3 separate regions of the Homo sapiens genome follow, and all the other regions are linked to region 1. A link is a loop called in an ENCODE intact Hi-C map of the cell type or tissue named here. Cell type or tissue: HCT116. All regions are shown on one strand. Links, peaks and the distances in the headings refer to the core of each region. The heading gives the core; the rest is flanking DNA.

Region 1 (6,888 bases), core at 730-5,729:
AGGGGTGCATGGGTGTCCGACTGGGGTCTGGGGTGTCAGTGGGGGCCTGGGATGTCAGTGGGGCCTGGGGTGTCAGTGGGGTCTGGGGTGTCAGTGGGGTCTGGGATGTCAGTGGGGTCTGGGGTGTCAGTGGGATCTGGGGTGTCAGTGGGGTCTGAGGTGTCAGTGGGATCTGGGGTGTCAGTGGGGTCTGAGGTGTCAGTGGGATCTGGGGTGTCAGTGGGGTCTGGGGTGTCAGTGGGGTCTGGGGTGTCAGTGGGGCCTGGGGTGTCAGTGGGATCTGGGGTGTCAGTGGGGCCTGGGATGTCAGTGGGGCCTGGGGTGTCAGTGGGGCCTGGGGTGTCAGTGGGGTCTGGGATGTCAGTGGGGGCCTGGGATGTCAGTGGGGTCTGGGGTGTCAGTGGGGTCTGGGGTGTCAGTGGGATCTGGGGTGTCAGTGGGGTCTGAGGTGTCAGTGGGATCTGGGGTGTCAGTGGGGTCTGGGGTGTCAGTGGGATCTGGGGTGTCAGTGGGGTCTGGGGTGTCAGTGGGGTCTGGGATGTCAGTGGGGTCTGGGGTGTCAGTGGGGTCTGGGGTGTCAGTGGGGCCTGGGGTGTCAGTGGGATCTGGGGTGTCAGTGGGGTCTGGGATGTCAGTGGGGTCTGGGATGTCAGTGGGGGCCTGGGATGTCAGTGGGGTCTGGGGTGTCAGTGGGGCCTGGGGTGTCAGTGGGGCCTGGGATGTCAGTGGGGTCTGGGGTGTCAGTGGGGGCCTGGGGTGTCAGTGGGGCCTGGGGTGTCAGTGGGGCCTAGGATGTCAGTGGGATCTGAGGTGTCAGTGGGGGTCTGGGGGTGTCAGTGGGGGCCTGGGATGTCAGTGGGGCCTGGGATGTCAGTGGGGCCTGGGGTGTCAGTGGGGCCTGGGGTGTCAGTGGGGGCCTGGGATGTCAGTGGGGCCTGGGATGTCAGTGGGGGCCTGGGATGTCAGTGGGGCCTGGGGTGTCAGTGGGGCCTGGGGTGTCAGTGGGGTCTGGGATGTCAGTGGGGTCTGGGATGTCAGTGGGGGCCTGGGATGTCAGTGGGGTCTGGGGTGTCAGTGGGGCCTGGGGTGTCAGTGGGGCCTGGGATGTCAGTGGGGTCTGGGGTGTCAGTGGGGGCCTGGGGTGTCAGTGGGGCCTGGGGTGTCAGTGGGGCCTGGGATGTCAGTGGGATCTGAGGTGTCAGTGGGGGTCTGGGGGTGTCAGTGGGGGCCTGGGATGTCAGTGGGGCCTGGGATGTCAGTGGGGCCTGGGGTGTCAGTGGGGCCTGGGGTGTCAGTGGGGGCCTGGGATGTCAGTGGGGCCTGGGATGTCAGTGGGGGCCTGGGATGTCAGTGGGGCCTGGGATGTCAGTGGGGCCTGGGATATCAGTGGGGTCTGGGGTGTCAGTGGGGCCTGGGATGTCAGTGGGGCCTGGGATATCAGTGGGGTCTGGGGTGTCAGTGGGGCCTGGGGTGTCAGTGGGGGCCTGGGGTTGTCAGTGGGGCCTGGGGTGTCAGTGGGGTCTGGGGTGTCAGTGGGGGCCTGGGGGTGTCAGTGGGGGTCTGAGGTGTCAGTGGGGGTCTGGGGTGTCAGTGGGGGTCTGGGGGTGCCATGTTAACCACTGTAGGCTGTCCTGCAGAGCTGCCTGGGCTGTTTTAGGACGTTGAGGTTCCAGAGCAGCAGGAGGTTCCCAGAAGACAAGCTGGGCTCCAGCACCAGGACCTGGGGTTTCTGGCCCAGAGACCACAGCCCTGTCTGTGCCGGGCGCTGAGGGTACGGCAGGTCGTCCTGGCGGCCTTCTTGCCAGTCCTGTCAGGTATCAGGAGCCTAAGAGGCTGGTGAGGGGCTGCCTGCCCACCCTTGCTGACTCCGGAGGGTAACCCAGCTCCTGCCCCGTCCTGGCCCTGCTCTCCGGAGTGGGCTGTGGTCGGTGGTCCAGGGCCACAGAGCGCTGCTACCCTCTAGTGGGTACCTGGGGTCCTGCAGCTCAGAACCGCGACCCCAGCCCACGGGAGTCTCTGCGTCCACGCACCTGGACGTCCTCCTGCGGCAGGCGCCCCGGAGGCCCCTCCAGTGTTCCCACCTCAGCTCCCGGGAAGACCTCAGGGTCTCCCCCCACCAAGGCGCTTCCCCCAAGGGCCCTCCCTGCAGCCCGGGACCCGCCACACCCTGTCCCAGCTGCCGCCCCGTGCTCGGTGATTTCGAAGGACACTGGCTGAGGTTTCTACACTATCCCTCAACCGGGGGCTCCTCCAGCGACCACAGTGGAGTGGAGGGTCTGGGGCCTCCGTCCAGGCTGCGGTGGTCCATCCCTCTGCAAGCCGCTGTTTCTGGGCTCCACGCTCTGGCTTCGGAAGTGGGAGCGAGTGTTGAAATCCAGCCACCTTCGGGGGAAGGCCAGTAGCTGGGGTCCCGCCCTGCAGGCCTGTCCCGGCGTACAGAGCAGGTGACAGCTTCCAGGAGAAGGTGTGTTCTGGGGCTTGAAGGTGCCGGCGTGCAGGGAACAGCAGGTCACAGAGCCCCTGGAGACCCAGGCAGGAGGCAGACCCCACCTAGGCCCGGGTCGCACGCAGGGCAGGGCAGAGGCTGTGGGAGCCGGGAGGAGGCCCGGGGTCTGGGGAGCCCTGCCCCACCCCAGGGAGCTGTGGAGCACCCCCGACCAGGCGTGGGTGAGGCTCTCCCCTCGTTTCACGGCCGCCATGCACAACCCGGGGCCCCCGTGGGTCTGGGGCCAGGACCCAGTTTCCCTGAGGTTGAGTCTCTGTGATTTCTCCTCCAGCAGAGAGAAGGGCCTGGGCCTCGGCACCTGCACCCCTGGCACAGGGACAGTTCTGGGAAGGGCGTGGTGCCCGTCCTGGTGGCTGGAGGACGGGACTGACCCTCTGGCCACTAGGGGTCTCTCTTGCTCCGCTCTGTGCCAGAGCCGTCGCCAGGAGCCCTGGGATCCGGAACTGGGGCAGAATCCAGGAGCAGGGTGGGCCCCGAGCTCTCAGGCAGCGCTGCGGCTCCGCCCACGGCCCCTGGCAGAGTCACTCAGCCCCAGGGGCCCGAGGATGCCCCCACACACACCTGGCATGGTCGGGGTCTCTACACCTGGCATGGGGCTCCCCGAGGCTGGCTCAAGGCTGGTGGGGCCAGGGAGTCTGCATTCCTGACGTGCTCCCAGGTGACGTGGATGCTGCTGTTGAGGGACCCCAGCTGGAGAAGCCCGGTCCCAGGTGTACCCCCCTCCCCACCCCGGCAGCTAGGCCTCTGCCTGAGAACCGCCTCAGGATCTGTCCCTGCCCAAAGTGCTTCCCCAGCTCTACGGGTACAGACTCCTGGTGCTCTCCTGGCCCTGCACCTCTCCACCCTCTGCCAAGGGTGTCCCGTCCCATAGCCCTGAGGCAGCAGCTCCCTCTCGGATGAGCCACACCACCAGCTCCGTCTCCCGTGCCCTGGGGTCCTGGCAAGTGTCCTGGGGCCGGCGGAGCTGCCGCCCCATCCTCAGGCTGCAGAGGGTGACACGGCCATTTGTCCAGGCTCCCCACCAGGCCCCTGCAAGGACAGTGCGGAAGGTCGGCTGTGGTGGCCTCTGGTGAAGGATGTCCCCTCCCCCAGGAAGTCAGGGGCCCCTTGCCCTCACTGTAGCAAACACACACCCGGGACCCTCTCCCAAAGTCACGGCCACAGCCAGGCTGGGGAGGGCACGGCTCCCACCCCACTGGAGGACGGGGCTGCAGGGCTGTCACATGTGAGAACCTGGTCACGGTGGCGTCTCTGGGGACCAGGCAGGAGTGTCCAGAGAAGAAAATAGACTCACTTCCCATCGTTTTCCCTTTTCTGCAGCTTAAGTTATATTTGACCCAAGGCCAGAGCTCAGTGAGGTGCCCTGGCCTTTTCAAGGAGAGGACGTATTCATTGCGCCACTCCAAGTTTGCCAAGTGCAAATGGCTGCTCTCATGACCGCCGCTGACTGGCTCCCAGCACGGCTTGAGCTGTTCTCTAAAAGGACGTCAGGCCAGCCTAATGATTAAGGCCAGCTCGGGGCAGGTGGGTGGCCTTCCCAGGCAGGACCGCCCTAGCAGCCTGGCCCCAGAGCCCTGGAAACCTGGTCAGCAACTCTGTCCTGGCCTCCCAGAGAGGCCCCCATGCCCGGGGGATCCGAGTGTCCCGGCTCCCGGCTGCCTAACGAGCCACCTGGAACTTAGTAACAGCCCACCCCATCCTCGCGAGTGAGAAGGATTCTTGGTTACAGGTGAGCCACAGCCCACCCAGCTTCGAGCCAGGGCAGGGGCCATCTCCAGATGTGGGGAGGGGTGCAGGTCCCGGGTTCTGAGGTTTGGAGGAGCACGTGGGGACACGGCGGCAGCCGTCTCTGGAAACACGACTGTCTGTGGTTTGAGGAACGCGTTGCCACTTCCCGATCCCGGACAGAGCCTTCTGCTGGACAACAGGCCACAGACGCAGCCAGTGCCCCCAGCCTGAGACCCCCACTCAAATCCAGCAGACCCTGAGGAAGGAGAGCTCAGGCCGAGAGAGGAAGGGAGGGGGCCCGGTCAGGTCTCTGGAGTTTAGACCTCATCCCTAGAGGGAGGGGGGCAGCAGAGGGTCCTCCCTCCCCACCCCACAGTGGGCTCCTACAGCAGGAGAGGCCTCTAAAAAGACTGATGGCCGGCAGCACCCAGTGTGGGAAGGGCCCCACACCCCGGGGGTCAAGGCCAGAGGGCGCAGAATGGCCCCTGAGGGATTATAGCCCGGGGCCCTGACGCTCCCTTGCTGCCTAGTGCTACTGCCTTGGCCCACCCCTGCCAGCCCCCAACACCCAGGGGTCCGCATGGAGCCCCCCACCCCCTTGCTGGCGGCAGCCCCAAAGAGGCAGGGCAGGGGGTTCTCAGCCAAGGCTGACCAGTAGCTCAGCGGGGCCCCGAGTCCCGCCGTGGCCATGCCACCAACCTGGAACCAGGCCTGGTGGGCAGGAGGTAGAAACGGACAGATCCCACCTACCTCTGCCAAGACCACACGCTGAAGCCAAACGCCTCCCACCCACCCAGCCCCACGGTGGTCCAGCCACCGTCCCGGTCTCTGCATCAGGGTCCTCTGTCCCAGCACAGCCAATAGCTTGAAATGACACCTCCACTACGTTGTTCACAGTGCTGGGGTCAGGGACTCAGGGGGCCTGGCTGGGGGGTCCTCACTGGGGTCTCTCGTGTTGTGCCGCTGGCCAGGGCTGTGTCCTATGAGGGTGACTGGGCCGGACGTGGGAAACCACTGGCCCAGTTGCTGGCTGGGCACTCCCTGGCTTGGTGGGGGTCTCCCCAAGGTCCCCCACACAGTGGTCCCGGGGTCAGAATCCTCAGGCAGTGGCCACCCCTGCAGTGCAGTGGCTCCAAGAACCAGGCAGAGGCCTTGGGCCTTTCAAGAGCCGGCCGCGGGACTAAGCCCACAGTGTCACCCCTCCACGGTCCACAAAGTCAGGAACGGCCGGACCCAGCTCTGTGGGAAGCATGGCAAAGCCAATGGGTACAGATTTCAGCACCGCCCCAGCCTCCTGCCTGTCCCCTGCCTGTCCCCTCCTCCCACGGCCCAGCCTCCTGCCCAGCTGGAGCTGAAACCAACACCTCATGTGCTTAGACCCACAGCACCTTCCTGCTTGCAGGTGAAAGCCCGAGCCAGGGCCTGCAGAGCCTGCGGGACCGGCCCAGCTTCCCCTCTGGCCTCTCACTGTGCTGCCCCGGCCGTGGCTGCACCACCTGCTCTGCTGCAGACACTTGGAGCTCTCCCACCGCCAGGCCCTTCCCCGCCTGCTCCTCCTGGCTCTCCATGCGGCCAGATCTCGCTCCGTGCGATCCGTGTGTCTGGCGTGGTCTCGTGCACACCTTTGCTTCCCATCTACTCTGTCCCCACAGGGATCTGAGGCAGTGGGACTTGTCCTCTGGTTTCCAGCTACTTCCCCAGCAGCTGGAAGGCTGCCTGGCACTTACAGGCAGAGCATCCCTCCTGCAAAAATCCAAAATCAGAACGCTCCGGAATCTGAAACTTTTTGCGTACTGGCATGAGCTCGGATGAAATGCATGAAATGCCCATTGGAAGAGTTTGCATTTCAGAGTGGATTTTCAGATGAGGGATGCTTAACTGAATAAGTACAAGTCAAATATCTAAAATCAAAAAAGATTACAGGTGCGGTGGCCCACACCTGTAATCCCAGCCCTTTGGGAGGCTGAGGTGGGAGGATTGCTTGAGCCCAAGAGTTCAAGACCAGCCTGGGCAACATAGTCAAACCCTATCTCTACAAAAAATAAATGACTAGCCAGGTGTGGTGGCACGTGCCTGTAGTCCCAGCTACTTGGGAGGCTGAGGTGGGAGGATCGTTGAAGCGATCAGGTCAAGGCTGCTGTCAGCTGTGATTGCACCAGTGCACTCCAGCCTGGGCAACACAGCAAGACCCTGTCTGAAAAAGAAAGAAAGAAAGAGAAGAAGGAAGGAAGGAAGGAGAGAGAAAGAGAGAAAGAAAGAGAAGAAAGAAGGAAGGAAAGAAAGAAGGAGAGAGAAAGAGAGAAAGAAAGGGAAAGAAAGAAAGATGGAAGGAAGGAAGAAGAAAGAGAGAAAGAAAGAAAGAAAAGAAAGAAGGAAGGAAGGAAAGGAAAAAAGGAAGGAAAGGAAGGAAGGAAGGAAGGAAGGAAGGAAGGAAGGAAAGGCAGGCAGAATCCAGGGCTCCTCTAGACCTCTTGGTGGAGAATCTTTATTCTAACAATACCCGCAGTGGTTTGCTGCATGTTGAGTGTTGAGAAGCTCTGTTCCATGAAGTGGGCCCTGGGGAAGGGAGTTCCGTGGGGAGGGGGTGTCTCTCCAACAGTCCACAAAAGAGAAACAGGGAAGAAACACCGAGGGGCTCAGAGGTCAGAGGCTCC
Region 2 (6,888 bases), core at 1,039-6,038, 260 kb before region 1:
CCTCGGTGAGTGCCGCCGCCTCGCTCACACCACACCCCTAATCCCCTCGGTGAGTGCCGCCGCCTCGCTCACACCACACCCCTAATCCCCTCGGTGAGTGCCGCCGCCTCGCTCACACCACACCCCTAATCCCCTCGGTGAGTGCCGCCGCCTCGCTCACACCACACCCCTAATCCCCTCGGTGAGTGCCGCCGCCTCGCTCACACCACACCCCTAATCCCCTCGGTGAGTGCCGCCGCCTCGCTCACACCACACCCCTAATCCCCTCGGTGAGTGCCGCCGCCTCGCTCACACCACACCCCTAATCCCCTCGGTGAGTGCCGCCGCCTCGCTCACACCACACCCCTAATCCCCTCGGTGAGTGCCGCCGCCTCGCTCATACCACACCCCTAATCCCCTCGGTGAGTGCCGCCGCCTCGCTCATACCACACCCCTAATCCCCTCGGTGAGTGCCGCCGCCTCGCTCATACCACACCCCTAATCCCCTCGGTGAGTGCCGCCGCCTCGCTCACACCACACCCCTAATCCCCTCGGTGAGTGCCGCCGCCTCGCTCACACCCCCAACCCCCACCCCGCAGCACCTCTTCCCCGATCCCACTGCCTCCACCCCCCACTCCCCTGCCCTGCATGTGGTCTCCAGCTTTGTGTCCGTGGGGGCTGTGGGAGGGGACAGCAGGGGCAGAGGCCACACTCCACAGACTTACACTCAGTGTGGGCAGGGGGTAGGGTGGGAGCGAGGTCACTGCAGCTCCAGCCTGTGTCTGTCTGTCTGCAGGGGGGGCCCTCAGCCTCTTGGCCTTGAACGGGCTGTTCATCTTGATTCACAAACACAACCTGTGAGTGTCACCAGGGGTGCAGGTCTTCTTCCCAGTCTGCCCAGCCCTGCTCCTCTGTCCCCTTCCCACCCTGCCCCACGGGGTCCCCGCTTTCCTCACAGGCCATGGTGTTGGAGTCCCTGGGCGGGAGGAAGGGGCGCCGAGTGAGACCCTGGCCTTGGAGGCCTCAGTTCCCGGGCCCTGCTCCATCCGCTGCTCCTTCCCCCCGGCCCGCAGGGAGTACCCTGACTTCTACCGGAAGCTCTACGGCCTCTTGGACCCCTCTGTCTTTCACGTCAAGTACCGCGCCCGCTTCTTCCACCTGGCTGACCTCTTCCTGTCCTCCTCGTGAGTACCAGGGCACCTGGCTCTGCCCTGCTCTGTGCGGCTGCAGCCTGGGGCCAGGGGAGGGTGGTGGGGGCTAGCAGTCCGGGCCCTGTCTCACAACCACTGCCCTGCCCAGCCACCTCCCCGCCTACCTGGTGGCCGCCTTCGCCAAGCGGCTGGCCCGCCTGGCCCTGACGGCTCCCCCTGAGGCCCTGCTCATGGTCCTGCCTTTCATCTGTAACCTGCTGCGCCGGCACCCTGCCTGCCGGGTCCTCGTGCACCGTCCACACGGCCCTGGTGAGTTGCGGGGCCCTCGGAGGCTGGGCTGGAGCTGGGGCGGGGGTGCCTGGTGCTGTGGACGGCAGACAAGGGCCCACGTCTCATTCCTAGAGTTGGACGCCGACCCCTACGACCCTGGAGAGGAGGACCCAGCCCAGAGCCGGGCCTTGGAGAGCTCCCTGTGGGAGCTTCAGGTGAGGGCGCTGCTGCCACACCCTGGGGCCTCCCGAGCCATCCTTCGGCCCCTCAGAAAGCCCAGCTCCCCGTGCCACCTCCCGCATAGCCTCATGTTGCGTCCCCAGCTGGCCACCTGGGTTTGTGGGTGCTGGGTGCTTGGCCTTCTCACGTGGCTCCGTCCCGACCCCGCCCACTCTGGTTGGGAGCACAGGGAGGCCATGGCTGGGGGCACAGGGCGGGGGCCTGGGGCAGCTGCCTCTTAACGGCCCTACTGCCCCAGGCCCTCCAGCGCCACTACCACCCTGAGGTGTCCAAAGCCGCCAGCGTCATCAACCAGGCCCTGTCCATGCCTGAGGTCAGCATCGCGCCACTGCTGGAGCTCACGGCCTACGAGGTGCGGAACTGGGCCAGGGTGCGAGGGTCTGGGCCACGGGGCGCTGAGCCAAGCCTGAGAGCCGCCGTGCTTTGTGCTTTGCAGATCTTTGAGCGGGACCTGAAGAAGAAGGGGCCCGAGCCGGTGCCACTGGAGTTTATCCCAGCCCAGGGCCTGCTGGGACGGCCGGGTGAACTCTGTGCCCAGCACTTCACGCTCAGCTGACCCTGGCCCACCTGTGAATAAATCTCAGCTGACCCCAGCCCACCTGTGAATAAATGTTTTTGCAGGAGAAAGGCTCAGGGAGTGTGGACTGGGGCGGCTGGATGCCTCTGCCAGGCCGAGGGCCTCACATCTGCCTGAGCCCACCAGGCACATGGCAAAGCGAGGCCCCTGCCGACTCCACAGCCTGGGAGGGGATGGTGGGGAACCTGAGGCGTGGTCTTTCCCAGGGCCTCCGGCCCACCAGTGTCACCGGTCACCCAGCCTCCCTCATCCCCTGGCCCCAGTGACCTCCCTGTTGGCAGAGCTCGGGGCCTCTGCTGAGGTTACACTCCAGACACCTGGGAGGGAGCAGGGTTGGGGGGGTTCTCTCTGCCTGGGTCAGTTGTGGTGGGAGGTGTATGGTGGTGTAGACGGGTATGGTGTGTGTGGGAGTGAGGGGAGGTGGTGTGAGTGGGGGGTCAGTGTGACTGGGGGGAGTTTGGTTGTGAGTGGGGGTGTTGGTGTGAGGGGAGAGTTGGTGTGAATGGGGGGGTGGTGTGTGTGGGGGGTGGGTTAGGATTAGTGTGAATGGGAGGTTGGTTTGAGTGGGGGGTGTTGGTGTCAGTGGGGGGTTGGTGTGAGTCGGGGGTTCCTGTGAGTGTCAGCATCCCACGCTGGCTGTGTCCTGCCGATCTGGCCTTCGTTCTGGGAGCCCCGCGAGGCCCCGGGTGGATGCCGCGTGGAGTTCTGGGTGGATGGTGCGTAGAATTCCGGGTGGGTGCTGTGTAGAGGCCCCGGGTGGATACTGCGTAGAGTTCCGGGTAGATGCTGCGTAGAGTTACAGGCAGTGCCTGGGCCCCTCTGGAGTTCCCTGCCCCCACCCCCGTGGGAGGCCCTGGTCCAGCTGCAGTGGAGTTTCCCCCGCTGTGGGAGGCGCTGGTCCGGCTGCAGCACAGCCTTGTTATCGGGGTGTTTATTTTTAGGGAACCAAATTTATACCAAACAAACTAGGTTTTCTGTCTACACAGTGACCCCCAGTTTCCTTTTGACAGTCTGCTTATTCGAGGACAGGGTGGGATGGGGCACTGGAACAGAGCTTGGTGCGCGTGGGTGTGGCTGGGGAGGGCGGGGAGTGCCTTGGCCGTGGCTTGGGGGTGTCACCCTGCCGGCCCAGCATTGGCCGGGACCCTCCGTGTGCCCAGCGGGGTTTTGGGGGGCAGAGTGATGGTGGAGATGTTGCCTCTGCTCCCAGCATCCCCCTGGCTGCTTCCCTCTGCCCCAGCGGGCTCCTCAAGTGAACTGGCTCCTGCCCCAGGGCCTTTGCACCAGCCACAGCTGTGGCCTCTGCCGCTTTTCCCTGTGTTGCCCTGGTTTGAACGTCCCGTCCCCGTCCCCCCGGGAGGCCTTCCCTGGTACCCCGTGCGTGGTAGTCCTGCACAGGCGCCCCTCCTTCCCCACTCTTCATGCTGTCCCGCCCGAGCCCTCTCAGCACTCCCGCTGCAGCAGGGCAGACAGGGCCCGTCCTCTTGCTGTGTCCCAGGCAGCCTGTCACACCGGGTACGCTCCAGAGCCCTGGCCCCCCTCCCCGCCCTCCTTGGGCTCCTGGGGCAGGGCTGGGCCTAGGTGCTGGCATCCTGAGCTCATGCGGCCACCAGAGGCCGCTGCAGCCTTGCCCAGGCCTGCAGCGCCCGAGCTGCCCTGCTAGGTTTCACCTCGCCGGGGTCTGCAGTATTTCCTGCTCGGATTCAGCCAGGGCCTCCCTCCTGACATCACGGAGGGTTTGTGCTGGGCTGTTAGGCGGATCTCGGATGATGGGCGAGGCCAGGAGGAGAGTGAAAGCGCCTCCGAGTCAGCCAGGCTTGGATTCTGTCGTCAGAGGGGCTCTGTGTCTAGCAACCTCCACGTAACCGTGTTCGGTCCTCTGCTCCCTGTGTTCCCCGCATGAGCCGGGCATGAACAGGGACCTCCTTCACCGCCTGAGGTCCCCTCTCCCTGGCTGGTGACCCCCATCTCTGAGAGCACGGGGACGTCCCCTGTGCTGTGGAGGAGCGTGTGCTCTCCGAGATCCAGGTGCTGCCCCCGAGGAGCGCATGCCCTCTGAAATACAGGTGTTGCCGCCATCCCCGAGAGCACGGGGACGTCCCCTGTGCTGTGGAGGAGCGCCTGCCCTCCCAGATCCAGGTGCTGCCCACCAGGCGGTGTTAGGAGTGCCTCGTCCGCAAGGGCGCCATCCTTGTTAATGGGATTCAGGCCTTTGTAAAAGTGGATTCTTCACGTGGTGCTGAGCCGGCTGCTCTCTGGCCTTTGGCCTCCTGTCAGGTTGGGCGCAGCCAGGAGGCCCTCGCTAGAGGCTGGTGCCTTCATCCTGGACTTCCCGGCCTGCGGAACTGGAGAGAAGACAGTGTCACTTTTTAGAAGTTACCTGCTCTCAGGTAACCTGTAACAGTGGTGCAGACGGACTGAGACACCGTCAGTTCCAGAATCTTAGAGAAATTCCAGGGGCCCCTTCAATCACCTATGAGGCCAATACCCAGCCGGCACCTGCGTGTACCCGGCGGTGTCCTCACTGCACACGGAGAACAGCGCCGCACCAGTGGGGCCTCTCTCCCCCTGTGCTTCCCCCGCTCCCTCTCTGTCTTGTCTCTCCCTCTCCTCCCGTCCCCCGATTCCGGGTCTCCCTTCAGGAAATGAACGCGGCTGCCGGACAGTGAAGTCACAGCTACATCCGTAATGAGGGATAGCTGAAGAGCTGTGGAGCGCGCGTTCCGGCGATAAGGGACGCTGGAGCGTTTAATTGGCGTTGAGGAAATCAGCTGCGGAGAATCAGCAGTCGTTTCCCGAGCGTCGGTCGTGCTGGGAGCTGTGGCGAAGGCCCCGGCGGTAAGCGATTCCCGCTGGACAGCGAGGAGCGTGTCCGTTCCCTGCGGTGTCTGGGTCTTCCCCCACTGGGGCCAGCAGCCCACGGTGAAGGCCATGCCGGTCTCCAACGGCGCGGGCTCCACTCCCGGCTGGGAGGGTGGCACGGCCCCAGGCCTCAGTTGTCCCATCTGCAGAGTGTGCTGCCAGGGTCTATGCTCAGAAAGTGACTTCAGAACGTAGCGGTGTGGAACTGCAGCAGCACTGATTTCGCTCGTGAACCTGCAGTGTGGACTTGGTGGGGACGGCTCGCCTGCACTCCGGGTGGCAGGAGGTAGAGTTGGGTGTTGGGGGCTGGGGTCGTTAGAGCTCACCATGCAACATGACACACACCGCTACATACACACCACTACACACACTAGATACACCACTACACACACCACTACACACACTACACACACCACTACACACACACACTACACACACTACACCACTACACACACCACTACACACACTACACGCACACAGTACACACACCACTACACACACTACACGCACACAGTACACACACCACTACACACACTACACACACCACTACACACACACACCACTACACACACTAGATACACCACTACACACACCACTACTCACACTACACGCACAGTACACACACCACTACACACTACATACAAACCACTACACACACTACACACACACACCACTACACGCACACACTACACACACCACTACACACACACTACATACACCACTACACACACCACTACACATACTACACACACAGTACACACACCACTACACACTACATACAAACCACTACACACACTACACACACACACCACTACACGCACACTACACACACCACTACATATACCACTACACACACCACTACACACACACTACATACAAACCACTACACACACCACTACACACTACATACCACTACACACACCACTACACACACTACACGCACACACTACACACACCACTACACACACACACTGCATACACCACTACACACACACCGCTACACACTACACGCACACAGTACACACACCACTACACACACACTACATACAAACCACTACACGCACACTACACACACCACACACACACCACACACACCATTACACACACTACACTACACACACCACTACACACACACCACTGCATACACACTACATACACCACTACACACACTACACACACTACACACACTACACACACAACCACTACACACACACTACACGCACACACTACACACACAACCACTACACGTACCACTACACACTACACACAACCACTACACACACCACTACACACACACCACTACATACACCACTACACACACCACTACACACACCACTACACACACTACACGCACAGTACACACACTACACACACAACATACAAACCACTACACACACTACACACACCACTACACACACACTACACACACCACTACACACACACACTACACACACTACACACACACCACTACACACCACTGCATACACACCACTGCATACACCACTACACACACCACTACACGCCACTACACACTACACACACCACTACACACAACACACAACCACTACACACACACTACACACACCACTACACGCACACACTACACACACCACTACACACACTACACACAACCACTACACACACCACTACACACGCACCACTACACACACGCACCACTACACACTACACACACACCACTACACACACACCATTACACACTACACACACCACTATGCACACACATACACACCACTACACACACATTACGCTACACACACACTACACACACTACAGGCACACACTACACCA
Region 3 (5,000 bases), core at 1-5,000, 110 kb after region 1:
TGTGTATGCAGCCAGCGTGGCCCCTCAGCCTGCCGGCGCCTGTGGGTCTGCGTGGGTCTCTGTGTGCAGCCGGCGCGGCCCCTCAGCCTGGGGTGGTGTGTGTGCCTGCGGGTCTCCGTGCACCCTAGAGGGTTTCCTGGCTGCATGGCGGGGCCACTGCTGGCTCCCGTCTCTCTGGCCCCTTCCCAGCAACAGGACAGCTCAAGGGCACTAGAACCGGACAGGCCAGGCCGCACCTGAGCCCCCGACTGAGCCCGAGCCTCCCAGTGGAACCATGTTTCTGTGGGCAACCCAGAGGCAGTGATTTTTGGACGTGCAGCCTGGAGCTGGGGGACGGTGTGGAGGGAGGGGGTTGGTGAGGGGAGGGGACCTTGGGGGAGGGGCTCTGTGCGCCTGGAGCCACCATGTTCCTACGGTTACTGCCAGAACCCTCAGGGCCCCAGTGCTCCTGGTCCCACCAGCGGCTGGTCTGCGGCTGCCCAGTGGAGTGCAGCTTGTAGGAGCAGGTTGCTGAGGGTTCAGGAAATTTGAAGCCGGCTGTTAAACTGTTAGTGGCTTCCATCAGCTTTGGTTTGGATACTGACGTCACAGAAACTGACAGGCGCTCCATGCTGGCCCACAGGGAGCTGTTCCTCCTGCCCTGCTCCTGCTGCACGCCCCACCTGCTGACATAACTGGACAGACTCAGCCTTCCTTCCCCACCCCAGGAAGCACAGGCTTGGTGGAGCAGCAGGGTGCCCTGTGAGGAGGGCAACTCAGGGCTGCAGTGTGTGTGCTGGGCCGTTGGTGCCGTCAGTGAGCTGTGTCCGGGGCCCTCCCCGGCCTGCGCTGCCTTTCCCCCCGCACCTGCCGCCTGGCAGACGGAGCCACCTTCTGTGTGCACTGGGAACAGTCACTCCTTTGTCACTCTAGGGGGGGCAGGGGCTTGGGTCGGCTCTGCTCACTGCCCAGAACGGTACCTGGCTCGTCAGGGCTCCATAAGCATCGGTTGGACGGGTGGACAGATAGGTGGGCAGACCACAAGGCTGGGGTGGGCACAGGTGCAGTAGCTCCTGCCCACCCTCCAGGGCAAAAGGGGCCCCCTCTGGCCCCAGACGTGGACTTGTCATCCAGGGACTGTGATCTTGTCCCTCCAGCTCCTGCTGGGAGTGGACGTGTGGCCTCCCCGGCCCCTGGTGTGGCTGGCAGCACTGAGAAGCGGCTGGGCTGAGGGCAGCCACCTTGGCTGTTTGAGGTCCTGCCTGGGGACAGAGTGGGGTGACCAGGACACAGATTCCCAGTTCTACAGGGTTTTTCGAGACGTGGGACTTTCAGAGCTAAAACCGGCCACCCGAGGAAGGGGAAGAGACCCCACCCCACGACCGGCCTGGCCACCTTTCAGGGCCTCCGGGTTTGGGAGGAGCACACGCAGGGCAGCCCACCGAGCCCCTCTGTGGCATGGGGGTGACGCGTTCCATCTGCGCCCAGCCCTGACCGGAGGTGGCTTTTGTGTGGGTGTGAAGTGTAGAGAGGTGCCCTACTCCTCACGGCTCAGCTGTGTGGGTGTTTCCGACCCACCTCCCTTCCCATCGGCCAGGTGTCCTTGGGCAGTGAGCAGCCTGCACCACTATACTCAGCAGCCCTGTGGCAGCCTTTCCCATCGCTGCCAGGTACTGCCCTGAGCCTCTGTCCCTAGAAGTGAGTGCAGGGCTCATGGGGCCATCGCCAATGGTCAGACTCCCCAGGGGGCCGGTGATACACGGTTCCTGGAGCGGGCTGGAAACTCATTCCTTGCAGGCTCTGGGAGACGATGATGCATTCCCGGGACCCCGCGTTGAGAACCGCTAGGAGTGGGACACGTGGCTTCCTGCAGAGGTGGACAGAACCCCTGATGGCCCCAGCAGGGCAGCAAGTGTGGGACCCGGTGGGCAGGGCTGCCCAGCTGGGACCGTGGTGCCAGCTCCGGGGGTGAGAAAGGAGAGGTTGTGAGAGTCCAGCTGGTGACAACAGTGACCCCTGGTGGCCTGGAAGGTGCCGGCCCCGGGCTCTGCTGCACAGGCCGTGCCTCCACCTAAACCTCATTGCACCGAGGGGCCCTGCCAGGGTTCCCGAATGTTACAGTTACAGATGCCGAAACTGAGGCTGGGGCAGGCCAGTCGCTTGCCCGAGGCCACAGTGCCAGGAAGAGCCGGGCAGCCTGGCCAGGGCCTGTGAGGGCTACTGTGCAGCTGAGCAGGTCACTAGCCCACCACCCTGCCCCCGGCTCCCGCCCAGTAAGGCTCAGACTCCTCGGGGCTGCATCCCTGCCCGGCCAGGGCCTCCTCCAGTGTGGGTGCCTGCTACTGTGCGGCTTGATGGACCTCATGGGCCGGGGGCATTTGACCTCAGGGGCCTGGGTGACATCCCTTAATTCGCACTGGCACCGTCTGCCTTGTGTGCACCCTGTCAGCCACCCAGGGAGGCCTGTTGCTGCAGGAGGTGCACAGAGCGGGCCTCTGGCTGAGCCGAAGGTCGGCAGGGAGCCAGGCTCATGGCTGCAGCGAGCCACACCAGCCAGTCCTGGGACGGGTTTCCCCGGGCTGGGGCGTGCTCCTGACTTGGATGACTCAAAGTAAAGAACCTCACCAGGGGCCCTGGCATGCGAGGCCTGGGGGCCCAGATGTGCTGGGGCGTGTCACTACAAGGTGCAGAATTGTTCCAGATCCAAGTTGGCCAGAGAGGGAGACCGCTGGGCTTCCACGTGAGTCTGGGCGCTGGCTGTGCAGGGGCGTCCCTGCTGGGCGCTGGCCAGCAGGAGCTCTGGCCTCTCACTTCCCTCAGCTTTGTGCAGGTTTGAAATTATTTCCAAGTAAAAAAAGTAAATACATGCAGGGCTCGGGGTCTGGTCCCTGCATGGTCACTTAACCTGTCTGCGCCTCTGTTTTCTCATCCGTGAAATGTAAAGGAAAATAGTTTCTACTCGGGGCCACCGTGTGAGCAAATGTGTGAGTGTGTGCAAAGCGCCCGGGCCAGGCCCTGGCACGCATCGGCGCCCATGTTGGCTGGTGTCAGGGGTGGTGGCGGTGGGCGTGGGGCGTGGGGGTGGGGTGAAGGGAGTATGGGTGCTCCCTTCAGCAGGTGATGAAACTGAGGCACGGGGAGGCCGAGCAGTGGCCCAAGGGCCCATGGCCAGGGTCAGGCAGGTCCCACCACCACCTCGCTGCTTGCTCTGGCATGGAGCCGACCGAAGGAGGTGCTGTGGGCACAGCCAGGGGACAGTGGGTGGCACTGAGGCTCGACCTGGAGGTCATAGCCCTGTACAGCCAGATGGGGTGGTGCGAACCAGCCAGGGTGTGGGTGGAGGCCCTGCCTGTGGTCCCTAGCACCCCCAGGATGCCTTCAAAGTCAGCGGCTTGTGGAAGGGGCGGCTCCAAGCACGTGGCGGTTCTCGTGTCACTGAGCCGGTGGGTCCTGGGTAGGTCCTCCCCGTCCTGGTAGAGTGTGTTATCAGTGTGTGCGCTGTCAGCTGGGATGGCATTCCTGGCTGTGCAGAGCTCTGTCCTGCTGCTGCTCCCGCCCCCAGACCAGGACCCAGCCCACCACAGCTCGTCACATCCCAAAGCGCCCAGCGGCTGTCGGGGCGCCTGGGGCCGGGGTGCTGGGGTGCCGGGAGCAGGCATGTAGCCCTAGCCAGGGGGCCCCGATGCGGACGCGGTGAGGTGGGGGTTTGCCTGAGACAGTGTCTCTCTCTGTCCCAGATGAAGGTCACCGTGTCCAAAGGGGGCGACCGGGACAGTGACGACGACAGCGTCCTCGAAGCCACCAGCTCCCGGGACCCGCTCAGCGATGTGAGTACCCAGCTGCCCGCGCCCGGAGGCTCCGAGTCTGGGCCGCCTGCCCGCTGCGCCCCGCACAAGGGCGTCCAGTCCGAGTCTGGGCCGCCTGCCCACTGTGCCCTGCACAAGGGCGTCCAGTCCGAGTCTGGGCCCCCTGCCCGCTGCACCCTGCACAAGGGCGTCCAGGAAGCCGCTGGTTAGGGTCCGGTTTCCCACCAAGGCTTTGTCTTAGCAATGAGCATTTTGCCTTCGTTAAAGCGTGATTTTTTACTCATTAGGACTTTCCCATTAGGAGAGATTTAAATGAAGAAATGGTGAGTGAGCTGGCAGGAGCCCAGAGGCCAAAACGTTAAGCCTTGGACGCTGTGCCTGCACTGCTGGCCTGTGGGTGGAGGGCAGGCGGACGGCCGCCGAGTCTTGAGATGGGCACTGGCGGGGCAGTGGGGAGGTTTCTGCTGACTGGAACTTGAGGCATCTCATTATCATTTAAATGAAGGCCTCACTGCCCGGCTCCCCATCTTGTTGCCACAAGTTAGGAAAATAGGCTGGGAATTACCTGGGACTGCCGCTGCCTTGGTTTGTCCTCTAATTGCCAGCCCCTGGTGAAGGAAGTCACATTCTGGGCACAATGCAGCAGCTGGGGCTGAGGCTCAAACTCAGGGCAACGAAGGCCCTCCCACCCCTCTGGCAGCTGGGAGCTGGCGGGTGGGCCCATCGGGACCCAGGGCCTTGGGCTCTGTCCCCTGACATCCTGGGGCCCTTCAGGAGCTGACCTGTCCCCGGCAAGGGTCTGTCTTGGGAAGGGGAGGGGGTGTCCTCCCTGACTCTGCAGTGGGGGTTGTGGATTGATTTGGGAGAGTGGAGGACTGCCGTCAGCTGGCCCCAAAGCCCTCCTTTTCTTCCTCTGCCTTGCCCCTCAGAGGGGGTGTTGGATCTTTGCATCTGCCCCCCACTCCTCAGGGGGCTCTGGACCCTCCCTGTGAGCCCCACTTGCCCAGCTCAGTGACCCACCCCATCCACTACAGCAGCCCTGAGCCTGTTTCCCCACCCCTCCTGCTGGGGGAGGCCCTGGTGGTCTGAGTGTGTAGCTGGTGTGATCCATACCTCTGTCCTGAAGACCTCACAACACCCACTCGAGCCAGAGGGATCCAAGGGTGTGGGGGACCTCAGCAGCCCCTGCAGGCCAGAGGGATCCCCACCAGAGGT

The links. A loop is a pair of places that touch in the nucleus more often than their neighbours do. Peaks named below come from ENCODE experiments on the same cell type or tissue, not always from the same donor. Only the 100,000 strongest peaks of a DNase experiment are listed, where the experiment ranks them.
Region 2: a loop joins it to region 1, with 20 times the contacts of the local background. A loop is called at or near these places in 56 of 110 quality-filtered maps.
Region 3: a loop joins it to region 1, with 13 times the contacts of the local background. A loop is called at or near these places in 97 of 110 quality-filtered maps.

Annotation. Positions count from the first base shown.
Region 1 is chr12:132,412,200-132,419,087 of GRCh38, forward strand. No RefSeq gene overlaps it. Among named protein-coding and RNA genes, the nearest start is that of MUC8, 59 kb to the right of the region's middle. RefSeq lists a silencer at 2,744-2,882. In HCT116, for the core only: CTCF peaks have their summits at 1,979 (motif pointing left), 2,878 (motif pointing right) and 3,079; a DNase peak (open chromatin) is centred at 2,902; H3K4me3 peaks cover 324 bases; H3K27ac peaks cover 241 bases.
Region 2 is chr12:132,150,206-132,157,093 of GRCh38, forward strand. It overlaps NOC4L (nucleolar complex associated 4 homolog), which reads left to right. Exons shown (of 15, transcript NM_024078.3): 10 at 776-836; 11 at 1,053-1,163; 12 at 1,279-1,439; 13 at 1,533-1,615; 14 at 1,879-1,992; 15 at 2,077-2,263. The coding sequence ends at 2,196. Among named protein-coding and RNA genes, the nearest start is that of NOC4L, 9.2 kb to the left of the region's middle. RefSeq lists an enhancer at 4,071-4,571. In HCT116, for the core only: a CTCF peak has its summit at 3,831 (motif pointing right); a DNase peak (open chromatin) is centred at 3,833.
Region 3 is chr12:132,522,018-132,527,017 of GRCh38, forward strand. It overlaps FBRSL1 (fibrosin like 1), which reads left to right. Exons shown (of 19, transcript NM_001367871.1): 3 at 3,717-3,806. Among named protein-coding and RNA genes, the nearest start is that of FBRSL1, 34 kb to the left of the region's middle. In HCT116, for the core only: a CTCF peak has its summit at 2,013 (motif pointing left); a DNase peak (open chromatin) is centred at 1,980.